Linked DNA regions of Mus musculus: region 1 is linked to region 2. The links are chromatin contacts, found by POLR2A ChIA-PET in ENCODE. All regions are on one chromosome and are shown on one strand. The core of a region is the stretch at or near the end of the contact, and the rest is flanking DNA. Distances in the headings are between cores, read along the strand shown. Region 1 overlaps Deptor (DEP domain containing MTOR-interacting protein). Region 2 has its middle 4.9 kb from the start of Gm26296.

Region 1 (5,963 bases), core at 3,026-5,525, 120 kb before region 2:
CTTCTTGATAATTGGAACTGCATTCAGGTGCCATTTGCAGTTTTAGGATTGTTTAGGGACTCATCCTGAGGACCACCGCCTATGGAGTTATAACTGTGCCTAGCACATAGGGCGACTCTCAAGCCCCAGTATTTTTTAGTTTTATTATTTACTTTTTTGTGTGTGTGGGGGGCGCATACCATGGAGTCTGGCAAGTGTATACTTCAGGGAGCCAGTTCTGTTTCTGCCATGGCTTCCAGGGTTTGACCTCAGGATGTCAGGGTTACACACCGAAGGTAAAATCCACTAAGCCATCTGGATGGCCCTTTTGGTTTTTGTTTTGTTAACAATTCACTATATGTTAAGACAATTCTATTTCATGGATTGTGTTTTCTTTCAGATTGGCCTTTCCTGCCTCTCTCTTTTCTTCCCTCTCTCCCTCCCTCTCTCCCTCCCTCCCTCCCTTCCTCCCTTCCTTCCTTCCTTGACTATGTGTCTGTGTGTGTTATTGTTGTTATTATTTTGCTTTAGGATTTTCCACAACCTTCCCCTTTATATTTACATATAACACAGATGTCTCTATCCATACATCAAGTCTATTTTACATACATGAAGGAAAGCATCGAATTGAGGCCTTGCTTAGTTTTAGAAGGACAGTCCATGGTCATCTTGACGGGAAACAGACTGATAGGGCACTGGAGCGATTGTTGAGAACTTCACAACCCGATTGTCAGGCTGGCGGCAGGCAGAGAAAGAGACGGGGGCTAAGTGTGGGTTTTTGAAGCCCCAGAACCCACCCCCAGTAACACTCTCCCTTCATCAAGGCAGTGCGTCCTAGTCCTTCCCAAACCGTCCCTCTGCTTAGTGCCTGAGCATTCCAATGCCTGAGCCTATGAGGGTGATTTGCATTCAAACCAGCACACTCAATGTATAGCTGATTGCTTCTTCATTCATAGTGTAAGGGCCAAGGGAGCTGGAAGGGGACTTGCTTCTGTGCCTTTGTGGAACTTCTCATCCTGGGTTTGCTTTGCTAAGGCAGAGATGGCTCCACCTAGCAGGGAGGCTTCTGTGTGCCGAGAACCTACTTGTCAGACATTGTCACTGCGGAATCTCCGCTTATTTCCTTGGCAGGTATTGACATCAGTAGACATCAGGATTGAGTGGGCACCTCTCAGCGGTTTCGGGTTCTCGTGTCCCAGATCAAAACACTGATCAGAGGCATTTGGATGGTATCAGAAGCAGGGGATATGTTATTATAAAAACTGTACTTTCCGAGAAGGGAGTGAATGGGAATGGGGAGAAAGTTTAGAAACTCAAATGCAGCAGACACAGAGAACTGGAGACACTACATCACATAGGGAGGTTTGCAGGGTCACTGGCATAGAGTGGGCTCTCCACGCAAGCTCAATACTGTAGTTCACCAAACAGTATCATTCCTCGGGTGTCTGCCTTATCAGCATATTAAACCTCCACCCAGGCGTATATGCTTCAGTATTGGGAGTCATGGGTCACTTATGGCACTGGTGTGTCTCTGTGCCTGCCGTAACGGCTTCCACCAGTTCTCAAGATCTGGACCACTAGGTTTTCAGCCGTCCTCTTGGTCAACAGGTTTTTCTCATATGATAATTCTGAAGCTTCACTCTGAGGCCTTATGGACCTCTGTCTCTTCCTCACTCTCTAGCCCCACAACTTTAAAGAAAATATTTAAACATGCTAGTCTGTCATCTCAACACTCCAGAAAAATGAAGACAGAGTACCCCGTGTTTGAGGCTAGCCTGGGCTACATATTGAGACCCTATGTCAAAAAGCACGCATGCACACAGGTACACTTGCACCTGTGTGCACAGACATGGAATTAGTTGTTACCTTATTCCTTGTTTGATCACTTATAGCCAAATTTGTTATGTTTTTCATCTGTCTCTTTTTAAGAACTGTTTATTATAATTATGTGTGTATATGATGTGTTTTAGTTAGGGTTTTCATTGCTGTACAGAGACACCAAGACCAAGGCAACTCTTTTATGTTTTTATGTTTATGAGTACACTGTAGCTGGACAGATGGTTGTGAGCCATCATGTGGTTGCTGGGAATTGAACTCAGGACCTCTGCTTGCTCCATCCCTACTCGCTCCAGCCCAAAGATTTATTTATTATTATATGTAAGTACACTGTAGCTGTCTTTAGACACACCAGAAGAAGGTGTCAGATTTCATTACGGATAGTTGTAAGCCACTATGTGGTTGCTGGGATTTGAACTTAGGACCTTCGGGAGACCAGTCAGTGCTCTTACCCGCTGAGCCATCCCACCAGCCCAAGGCAACTCTTATAAAGGCAAACATTTAATTGGGGCTGGCTGACAGTTTCAGAGGTTTATTTCATTATCATCAAAGTGGGAGCATGACAGCATCCAGACAGGCGTGGTACCGGAGGAGCTGAGAGTTCTACATCTTCATCTCCAGGCCCCTAGGAGAAAAACTGGCTCGCACATGGTTAGGAAGAGGGTCTCATTGCCCACACCCACAGTGACACACATCCTCCAACAAGGCCACACCTCCTAATAGTGCTACTCCCTGGACCAAGCACCACGTGGTGTGTGTGTGCGCGCCCGCGTGCATATCCTGTACTGCACCTGTGAAGGTCAGAGGATAACCTTGAGTTGCTTCTTTCCTTGCATTGTCACATGAGAGAATGAACTTGGTCTCCAGGCTTGCACAGTAAGTGCCTCTACTTGGGTGAGCACCTCACAGTCCTGTTTCCATGTCATTTAGCTCAATCTGAAGAGCTGAGAGATTTTGTACTTTAGTTTCATAATCTTTACAGTTTGTAGGGTTTGGCTCCAACCATGTGGGCTAAAGTACTCTTTAGAAGAAGCAGATAAACACAATGAGTCAGGTGTTTTCAACAAAATTGCATCAGTCTTTTTCCCTAGAGGAGTAAGAACTCATAGATTGTTCACTCCTATCAATGTAAGTCCCCTCTTTTTCCCATAAAATATTAATCCTAATATGCTTTCATGTTTAATAAAACATACCCCCTATCTGATTGCCAGATTAGATGTAGAATACTGAATAAAATTTGAATTGCAGAGCTAATGAAAAACTGTTCTTTAGTATAAGTAGGTCTTGTGAGTATTTGGGCTGTCCTTATAATAAGGGAATTATTTGTTGTTTCTCTTGAGTTTGGGTTTCCTAACTTTTTTCCTTCTCCAGTCCTCCCTCTCTGTCTGTCTCTCCCCCTCCCCTTCCCCTCTCCCTCTCTCCTTCTCTTTCTCTTCCTCTTCTCTCCCTCTGTGTATGTGTGTGTTGTTGTTGTATGTGTGTGTGCACGCATGTGTTGTTGTTTCTGCTGCTGCTGCTGTAACAGGACCCAACATAGTTGATGATCCTTCTGTCTTTACTTTTCCTCCCAACATCCTCCTCTTATCAGGCCATTCTGCTTCGTTTCTCCCGTCTCGTGGGCATCTCCTCCGCCTGTTGGTTGATGTCTCTTAGATGCTTTCTCCTGTTTCTGGTATGGCATGTCTCTTACTAGTGGATTCTTTGCCATGTCCCACTCATTACTGAGCCCTATAGCACATTTGACTCTTGGGTCTTAGGAAATTATAAAGGGCTGAATTTTTAAATTAAGCATCAACATTTGCCATCAGTTATTTGTCCCTATTCCAAACAGTCCTCGAGTGATGAAAACAGATGTCAAAAACCCCCAAATGCTCATTGTCCTTCACATTGAGCTTCTGCCAAAACTTCTGCATTCCTTTTTGTTTTTTTGGGTTTTTTTTGTTTGTTTGTTTTTTGTTTTTTTTTTTTTTGTTTTTTGTTTTTTTTTGTTTTTTTCGAGACAGGGTTTCTCTGTGTAGCCCTGGCTGTCCTGGAACTCACTATGTAGACCAGGCTGGCCTCGAACTCAGAAATCCGCCTGTCTCTGCCTCCCGAGTGCTGGGATTAAAGGTGTGCGCCACCACGCCCAGCTTCTGCATTCCTTTTTACAAAGATGTATTTTATTTATAATTATGTGTATATGTGAGGGAGGTAGCAATGTGCACATGTGCGTACAGACACCCGAAGAGTCCAGAAGAGGTTGTCAGATCCTTTGGAGAGTTACAGGAGGTTCCCAGCCATCTAACACGGGTCCTCTGCAATCCACACTCTTCACTGCAGAGCCATCTTCCCAGCCCCTGAATTCTTCCTTAGTCTTTTTATACTAGCGAGATTAGCAGATCATGGCAGAATAGAAGCAGCAGCTGCAGGGAGCTATTTGAGTTCAGGGACGAATGCAATAAGTGAGCGTGCCAACAAGCTGGCTAGGCTCCATGAGAGGGCCCCATCTCACCCATCCCAAGGAAGTACTAACCATAATACCACCAGCAGCGACAGAGTAGAGTGACAACACAGAGACACGGAGATCAGATGCCTGCCCTAGGAGCCCTGGGGTCACTGTGTTCAGGGCTCACAGCTCTGGCTGCTGATAGGTCTCCAGAGGCACAAAGTGGCAACATTCAGTGTTGTAGAGCCATTAAATCATCCAGTGGAAGGGAGACTTAGGACCATTTTGGTAGTAGAAATAGACACTTAATTAACCTCACCAAAAGACAGGGAACACAATACAGGTTCATGGATACTTAATTACAAGTTTACTGGCTTTATGAACTGTTGATTTCAGATGCTCAGGTAAGGCTATTGGAAACAGTTCTCTTTGTTATTGTTTTGTGTTTTAGAGAAAAGTTTTCTCTGTAACCTAGGCTGACCTCAAACTTACAGTCCTCTTGAATCCAAGGTGTTGAAATGCAGGTATATTCTGTCATATGTGACAAAACTTTTCTCTTGATCTGTTTGTGTCTGTTTTTTTTTTTTTTTTTTAATCCTTTGTGAGTTTCACATCATGGACCCTTTGCCCTTGTAAACTTTCTCCCAAAATAAAACACTCAAAGCAAAGAACAACAACCCCCAAAACACCAGAAGCAAAAATTAATCAAAAAAGATCTCTCTTCTCCTCTCTCCTTCTCTCTTCCCTTCTCCCTCCCCCTTCCATCTCTGTCTCTGTCTTCTCTCCTTCCCCCAACCTCCCACTCCCACCAGGCATTCTTCCTCTCTCTCATCTACACATGCTAGACACACTCTTTTCCGTTGAACACCACACCCCAGCCCTTCAGTCTCTTACATTAGAACTGTCCCTGTGAGGGGTCCCTCTACTGGGTTTCTGCTAAATCTCTTCATGGCCAAGGATAGAAAGTCTATCAAAACTCTCCACTTTACCGATTGGGGTGGGAGCAGGGAGCCCTTAAAGCACTTGCCAGAACCGTACAATCTTTTATGGGGTATTCCCATTCCCAAGACAGCTCAGAACGGTGCAGAGTAGAAGATTATAAATCAGATGAGTGGGTTGAATGCGTAGACTTTGATGTCATCGATTTAAAGACTTCATTTGAGAAAAAGAAAGAAAATGCAAGGATGATTTTTAAAAATAAAATAAAATAAATAAAAAAAGGTAAATGGCAGAAACCTTAAAGAAAAGGCAGGTCCATGATTCCTCTGTAAAGTCATCGAAGCTCCCACAAAGCGCTTTCCTCTTGACTAAGTCACCAGCCTGGAAGTGAATTGTAATTGGTTTTGCCCAACAGCTTTAGTCAGTCTCTGTATGACTTTCCATTCATCCGTCTCTAGCTGGAGGCGGCGTGATGCCGTTCAGGTTCAGGGACAACACACCCGGCCTCGGATGGCACCTTCAGGACTTGTTAGCTGTGTGGGTTTAGACAAGTCATTTAATGTCTCGGTATCTGCTGTAAAAAGGATGCGTGTAGTTCTAATTTCTGGTGGATTGTTGTGAACATTGCAAGAGTTAATCACTGTAAAGTGGTCAGATCACCTTGTGGAAGCTAGTAAGCCTCGCTAAGATTAGCTATAGTCCACTAGGTGTGGTAACACATGCCTGTGCTCTACCGTGGAAGATCAGAAATCCAAAGTCATTCTTGGCTGCAAATCAAGTTTGA
Region 2 (5,815 bases), core at 205-2,704:
AGGCCACCACCACATCTGCCTAAATTAAAATCTTAATCAGCTAAATGTTTAAATTATGTAGAAATAACTAACCAAGTATAACCATCAAAACTTAAAATGTAGGGCTGGTGAGATAGCTCAGCAGGTAAAGAGCCTTACTAACTGTTTGTCTTCAGACCCAGGGACAAGGGACTGAGATGCATAATATTTTTACATATCAAAGCAGACCTCGCCTTCAGGCTCTCCCAACATTCCTCAGTCCCAACCCTGCATATCCCTCCCCCAACCCTGAACTTTCCAGCCCAGGGGCTGGGCTGCCCTTCCCCCTGAGGCTCTTCCCTATATAATCAGACCTTTTGGCCTCCGACCCCCTCCTCTTCTGTCTTCCCCCTTTCCTTCTCTCTATACACATGCTTTCTCTCTTTCTTTTTCCCCTCCCCTCTGTGTCCGTTCCCATGATGACTATCCCGCCTTTTCCCTTGGGGCCATGAACTCAACCACCAGGGAGCCCCTTCCCAATAAACTTACATTTATACATATTTTAATGTTTTGAATCGACTTACTTGTCCAGTGTAGAGAAATAATTTATTACTACTGACCTTGGTGAATGAATTTAAGCCCCTATAAAAACCCACTTAGTAGCAGGAGAAAACCAGGGGACCACAAGTTGTCCTCTGACCTCTATATACACCTGCATTGTGACATATGTGCACCCACACATAAACAGCATATGCACACACTAAGTGCGTGCTTAAACATTCCACGTAAAATCATTGCCACACAAGGCTAGATAGCAGTATCTAGGTCCTGCCCTATCAGATTCCAAAGAGTTTTTACAGCCTGTTAGGGAAGCAATAAAGTGATTGACATGTGTACAGCTGCAGTATGGTATATCCCACAGCTACACTCTCCGGATATGTTGGAGATTCAGTTTTGATTACAGAGAAGCGGCTTGTCCTGAGCACATCTTAGTTGAGACATCATTCGTCGGGGGCGGACTAGTCTAGAGGTGTTGGAGATTCGTGCTGGGATGACGTAAGGCACACCACCTCCCAGCGCTTCTGTTCACACAGGCTTTCTGTGGTCAGATAGTAAAAGCGCCGGCTGCTGCTTGCTGGGAACATCTATCAAAACACCCAGCAGAATAAGGACGCGTTAGGTCAAGACCTTACAAGGTCTCCTCTCCTTCCTCCCAGGACTTGACAGTTTTTCCCTGCGTGACTCTTTTGTAGCTTCGTGAGACTTTATTTCATGTTTATTGTTCTTTGCTCCCTTGGGGTTAAATATTAAGCCCATTTCTGGAAGTCTGCTATGCTTGGGTCCACAAAGATTCCTAACAAGGGCTTAATGAAGGTGGAGAGTGGCACCTGGCGGTCCAGTCTGACTGGGCGGAGCATCGGATAGCCTGGGCTTTGTCTAATTTGCTGTAACTTTTATATCGACCTTGTTTAGGTACGGGTGGCTGACACAGAACAAGACCTGATTAAAAATAGAAAAAAGAAAAAAAAAATCTGTGTTTCTGCGGCAGTGCAGGCTAAGACAGCAAACACGGAGTCCTTAAACTCAACCCTGCTAGTCCATGAGCTGTGTGGCACAGGAACCCCGGGGCAAGTTAAATATTAAGCAGGAAAAGTCCCAGATCCGATATGTAACAGCAGAGACCGACATAAACAAACACAGCTAGCTCTGAGGAACATGGGAGGCTGCGGAGGCCTGTCAGTGAGTTGAGGGACACAAGGAACGCTTGTGTTTGCAGATTTTTCTCACCACCACTATGAGCTGCATCCACTGTGAAAACTAGCACTTTACATGCCCGACATGGTAGAAGGTTCTAGAACGCAGGGGCCCATCTTACTTCATTAACATTTGTTTGGTTTCTTCATATCACAAGTGTATCACAAGTACCGAATAGTCCAGTCCCTTTCCTATTTATTCACTTAGAGGCTTCTTTGCCTGTTTCTTGTCAGGCACACTCTCCTGGCTGGGTCCACAAGAGGAGGAAGCAGCAAACTTAACAGAACATTTTAAGATTTTTCACTGGACACCTTATATATTTGCTGGTTCAGGTAGTCATTTTGAGGTCAGAGAAACATTCTTAGAAATAGCCAAGGTGTGGTTTCTGACTCCCTGCCCCCACCCCGGGATAAGGAACTGAGGACATATTTTACATATCAAAGCATAGCTCGTCTCCAGGTTCTCCCAGCATCCCTCAGTCCCTACTTCGTCTATCCTACCCCCCAACCCTGAACGTTCCATCCCAGGTGCTGGGCTGCTCTTCCCACAGAGATCTCTCTCTCCCTCCCTCCCTCCCTTTCTTCCTCTCCCTCCCTCTCCTCTCTCTGCAGCCAGTGCATGCCCTTTCTTTCTCTCCCCGCTCCCCACTTCTCTCTCCCCATGATGGCTTTGGACCCTAGAGCAGCTTTTCAATAAACCTGCCTGTATATAATCTAATCTGGCTTGAATGGGCTCATTTCACCAGTGGAGAAATAACCTATCAGCCAATAGAAACCAAACCTAGTGACACCCACCTAACACTCAGGAAGCTGAGGGAGGAGGCTCAGGAATTTGAGAGCAGCCTGGGACACATAGCCAGCCGCTGCCAATAAAAAGAAAAGAATGACTGCTCTTCCAGAGGTCCTGAGTCCAAATCCCAGCAACCACATGGTGGCTCACAACCATCGGTAATGGGATCTGACGCCCTCTTCTGGTGTACCTGAAGACTGCAACAGCTTACTCACATATATAAAATAAATACATCTTAAAACCAAAACCAAAACAACACAAAACAAAAACAAGAAAAAGAAAAGAAAAAAGAAGAACCGAGCAGTAGTAGGTAAATGCTGGGGCAGTGGGTATAGTTCAGTGCTAGGAAACTTGTTCAGCTTGCACAGGGCCTCAAGCCCCACACTTGCACATGAAATAACATAGAGTATTTATTGCAGTCTAAATATATGCTTTGCTAAATGTTTTCTATGGAAGGTTTACAACAATTCCATTATAAGTACTCATAAAATTCCCAGTTTATGGGCAAGGGCCAAGAGCACAAGGTCATGGTATGCACTTAATGGGGAAGAAAAATCTAGAATAAGACTTGTTCCTGGAGAGCAAAACACGTTTTAAATTTTTAAATTTATGTTTTAGAGACAGGGTCTTACTGACCCTACACTGTCTATAAACTCATCCCTCCTGCCTCAGCCTCCTGACAGCTGGGATTATAGGGGTGGGTCGCTACCTACCCACAATGCTGCTGTTTCTGATCCCTGGCTCCTCCTCCCCACCCTCTGGAGTCTGAATTTTATAGGGAAGAGCCGCTAGGGAAAAGTCAGCCCTGCCCCTGGGCTGGAAAGTTCAAGATTGGTGTGCAGGGGATGCCTCTTAAAGACCAAGGGAGGCTGGGTGAACCTGGAGGCCAGGTCTGCTTTGATATGTAAATATACTCCTTAGTTCCAAGTCCTGGGTCTGAAACCAAGCTGGTGGGAAACAAACAAACAAACAAACAAACAAGGAAACCTTGAAGTACCAGACAGTTCAGCTACCTTCTCCTTCCTCAATTAGGCAACTGCAGGAGAAAGACAAAGAGACTCAGCGCCCTCCCAACTCTTTGGGATCCTGAATGAGAAGAGATTAGAGTTTAGACAGCTGGCCATTGTCATGCACATCTAAGCAGTAACAGTGGATGCATAGCCCCGCCCACCCAGAATAGTCTGGGCTTCACTGTCGTCCTGTAAGCTATGGGAAATCTTTGGGGAGGGAGACAAATTCTCACGTCTGGCTCCCCTGGAGCTGTTTCCTCCTTCCAGTATGAGATTCCTAGGGTGATTTCTATTTCTTGGGGATCTATGGTTTGAATAGCCTAACTGACACATTGAGAGACCTAAGAGTCTCTTTAAAACATATTTATTTTTTCTAGCCTCCTTACAAAGCTTCAGTTTAGGAAATGAATCAAGGAAATGGCTAAACCCCAGCTTACAGTGGCCACATGATAGAGGTTTGTTCAATAAAGTATATCACACACACACACACACACACACACGTTTGCTCCAAGTTTGTAGCAGTCTGTAGCCTCGGAGGTTTTGCCGCCGATGCTGTTTCTGGCTCTCCTCTATGAGAGTTCCCTTTGAGTCATTCCTGGAGGCAGACTCCTGTGTCTCTAATTTCCTCAGAGCCTCCTGAAGGCACCAGCAAGGTCAAGGCTGACATCTGGTGGTGCAACTGGGACCTTGGTGGTCAGAGAAAAATCAAGTTGAGCTCATAACAAAAATACAGAGGTAAAGGGCAAAGTGATTTGTTGAAACCGGACACTTGATCCTCGAACCGGAATAGAAAGAGAGGCAAACCCTGAGGCTGCTAGAGCTTTTCCATGGAACACAGCAGCAGCCACTACTCTTGCTGAGGGTTTATGCGCATCATTGTTGTATTTGCCTCATGAGTGTGATCCAAAGAAACCTAAGGCCTCTCTCAGCAATACTTCAGCTCAATCTTACCTCTGTCTTCATCTCTACCTGCTTTGTGATTCCCCCTCCCCCCTCCCCCCAACCAGGTACAACTGTTCTGGTAAAAGCAAAAGTCTGTGTTAAAACAGGTCAGAGGGAAGCTGGGAGAGATGGCTCAGCGGTTAAGAGCACTGACTGCTCTTCCAGAGGTCCTGAGTTCAATTCCCAGCAACCACATGGTGGCTCACAACCATCTGTAATGGGATCTGATGCCCTCTTCTGGTGTGTCTAAAGATAGCTACAGTGCACTTTAAAACAAACAAATAAACAAACATGACAGAGAGGTTGACAACATCAAGGAAGGCTTGCAACCACATGGTGGCTCACAACCATCCGTACCGAAATCTGATGCCCTCTTCTGGAGTGTCTGAAGACAGCTACAGTGTACTTACATATAATAAATAAATACATCTTTTAAAAAATGGGAAAAAAATAAAAAGAAGACAAGGCACTTTTCATTTAGGCTGGCGGTGAGAGTTGCCACTGCCCTTTCATTCCTGACAAATTCTTGATTCTTGAGTTGGCCTTACTTTGTGTACATAAAATCAAAGTCACAAAGAAGAATGCCTTGGTTTTCATCTAGATAAAGTGTGTTGATGGACTTCTGAACATTTATTTTATGAATTATGGCAAAGTTGTATCAAGAAAAAAAAAGTTGTAGGTGTGGTAGCCCATGCCTTTAATTACAGCACTGGGGAGGCAGAGGCAGGTGGCCGCTGTGAGCTCTAGGCCAGCCTGGTCTACATCGCAAGTTCTAGGACTGCCAGGGTTACATAGACACTGTCCCACCCCCACCCATCGCCCCCTAAAAAAAAATTAAAAATTAAAAAAAAAAAAGGAAAAAGAGGCTCTAAAAGAAGTCTTTGATTATTAGAAACCCTCAGTGTCTTTGCACACCAACATCCTCAACTCAACACAATGCATGCAGTTGTTAGAGGATTCCCTGACGCCAGTTGTGACTCTATGACAGGGTCACAGGAATGTACACATTGTCAGTCAGTTTCAACCATGTGCTAAAGTGCCCTCCTCACTCTTTGGAAATATCTCTAAGCACATCAACTTCACCACGAGTGACTCGGGATGACGTAAACTTCTTAAAATGAAAGCAAGTCAGTCCAGAAACAAAGCACACATTGGTTTGTCCAGCAGGCTTTCTGGGGTCAGACAATGGAAGGGCTCTGTAGGAACAGAGGCCACAGCTTGTATGAACAGAGACTGCCCCTCATGGGCCTGACGGAATCTCGTCTTGCTCCTAACCCTGACGCCCCAGGGGAAATTTTACTACAAGATGAAAACAGATTCCTACAGCTTCTTCAATAAGAGCCTTTTTGGTGGGACATTTC

Evidence for each region. ChIA-PET counts read pairs that join two places held with the same protein, here RNA polymerase II (POLR2A).
Region 1: POLR2A ChIA-PET joins it to region 2 with 12 read pairs in embryonic stem cell. The contact joins two enhancer-like sites. POLR2A ChIA-PET finds 5 or more read pairs at or near these places in 3 of 5 experiments (Patski and embryonic stem cell).

Annotation. Positions count from the first base shown.
Region 1 is chr15:55,143,040-55,149,002 of GRCm38, forward strand. The region is part of intron 1 of Deptor (DEP domain containing MTOR-interacting protein); the gene reads left to right. Among named protein-coding and RNA genes, the nearest start is that of Gm9920, 32 kb to the left of the region's middle. Within about 2 kb of position 4,276, at least 1 of the 3 ENCODE cell types and tissues checked has a DNase peak (open chromatin) inside an H3K27ac peak, as active enhancers do.
Region 2 is chr15:55,264,628-55,270,442 of GRCm38, forward strand. No RefSeq gene overlaps it. Among named protein-coding and RNA genes, the nearest start is that of Gm26296, 4.9 kb to the left of the region's middle. Within about 2 kb of position 1,455, at least 1 of the 3 ENCODE cell types and tissues checked has a DNase peak (open chromatin) inside an H3K27ac peak, as active enhancers do.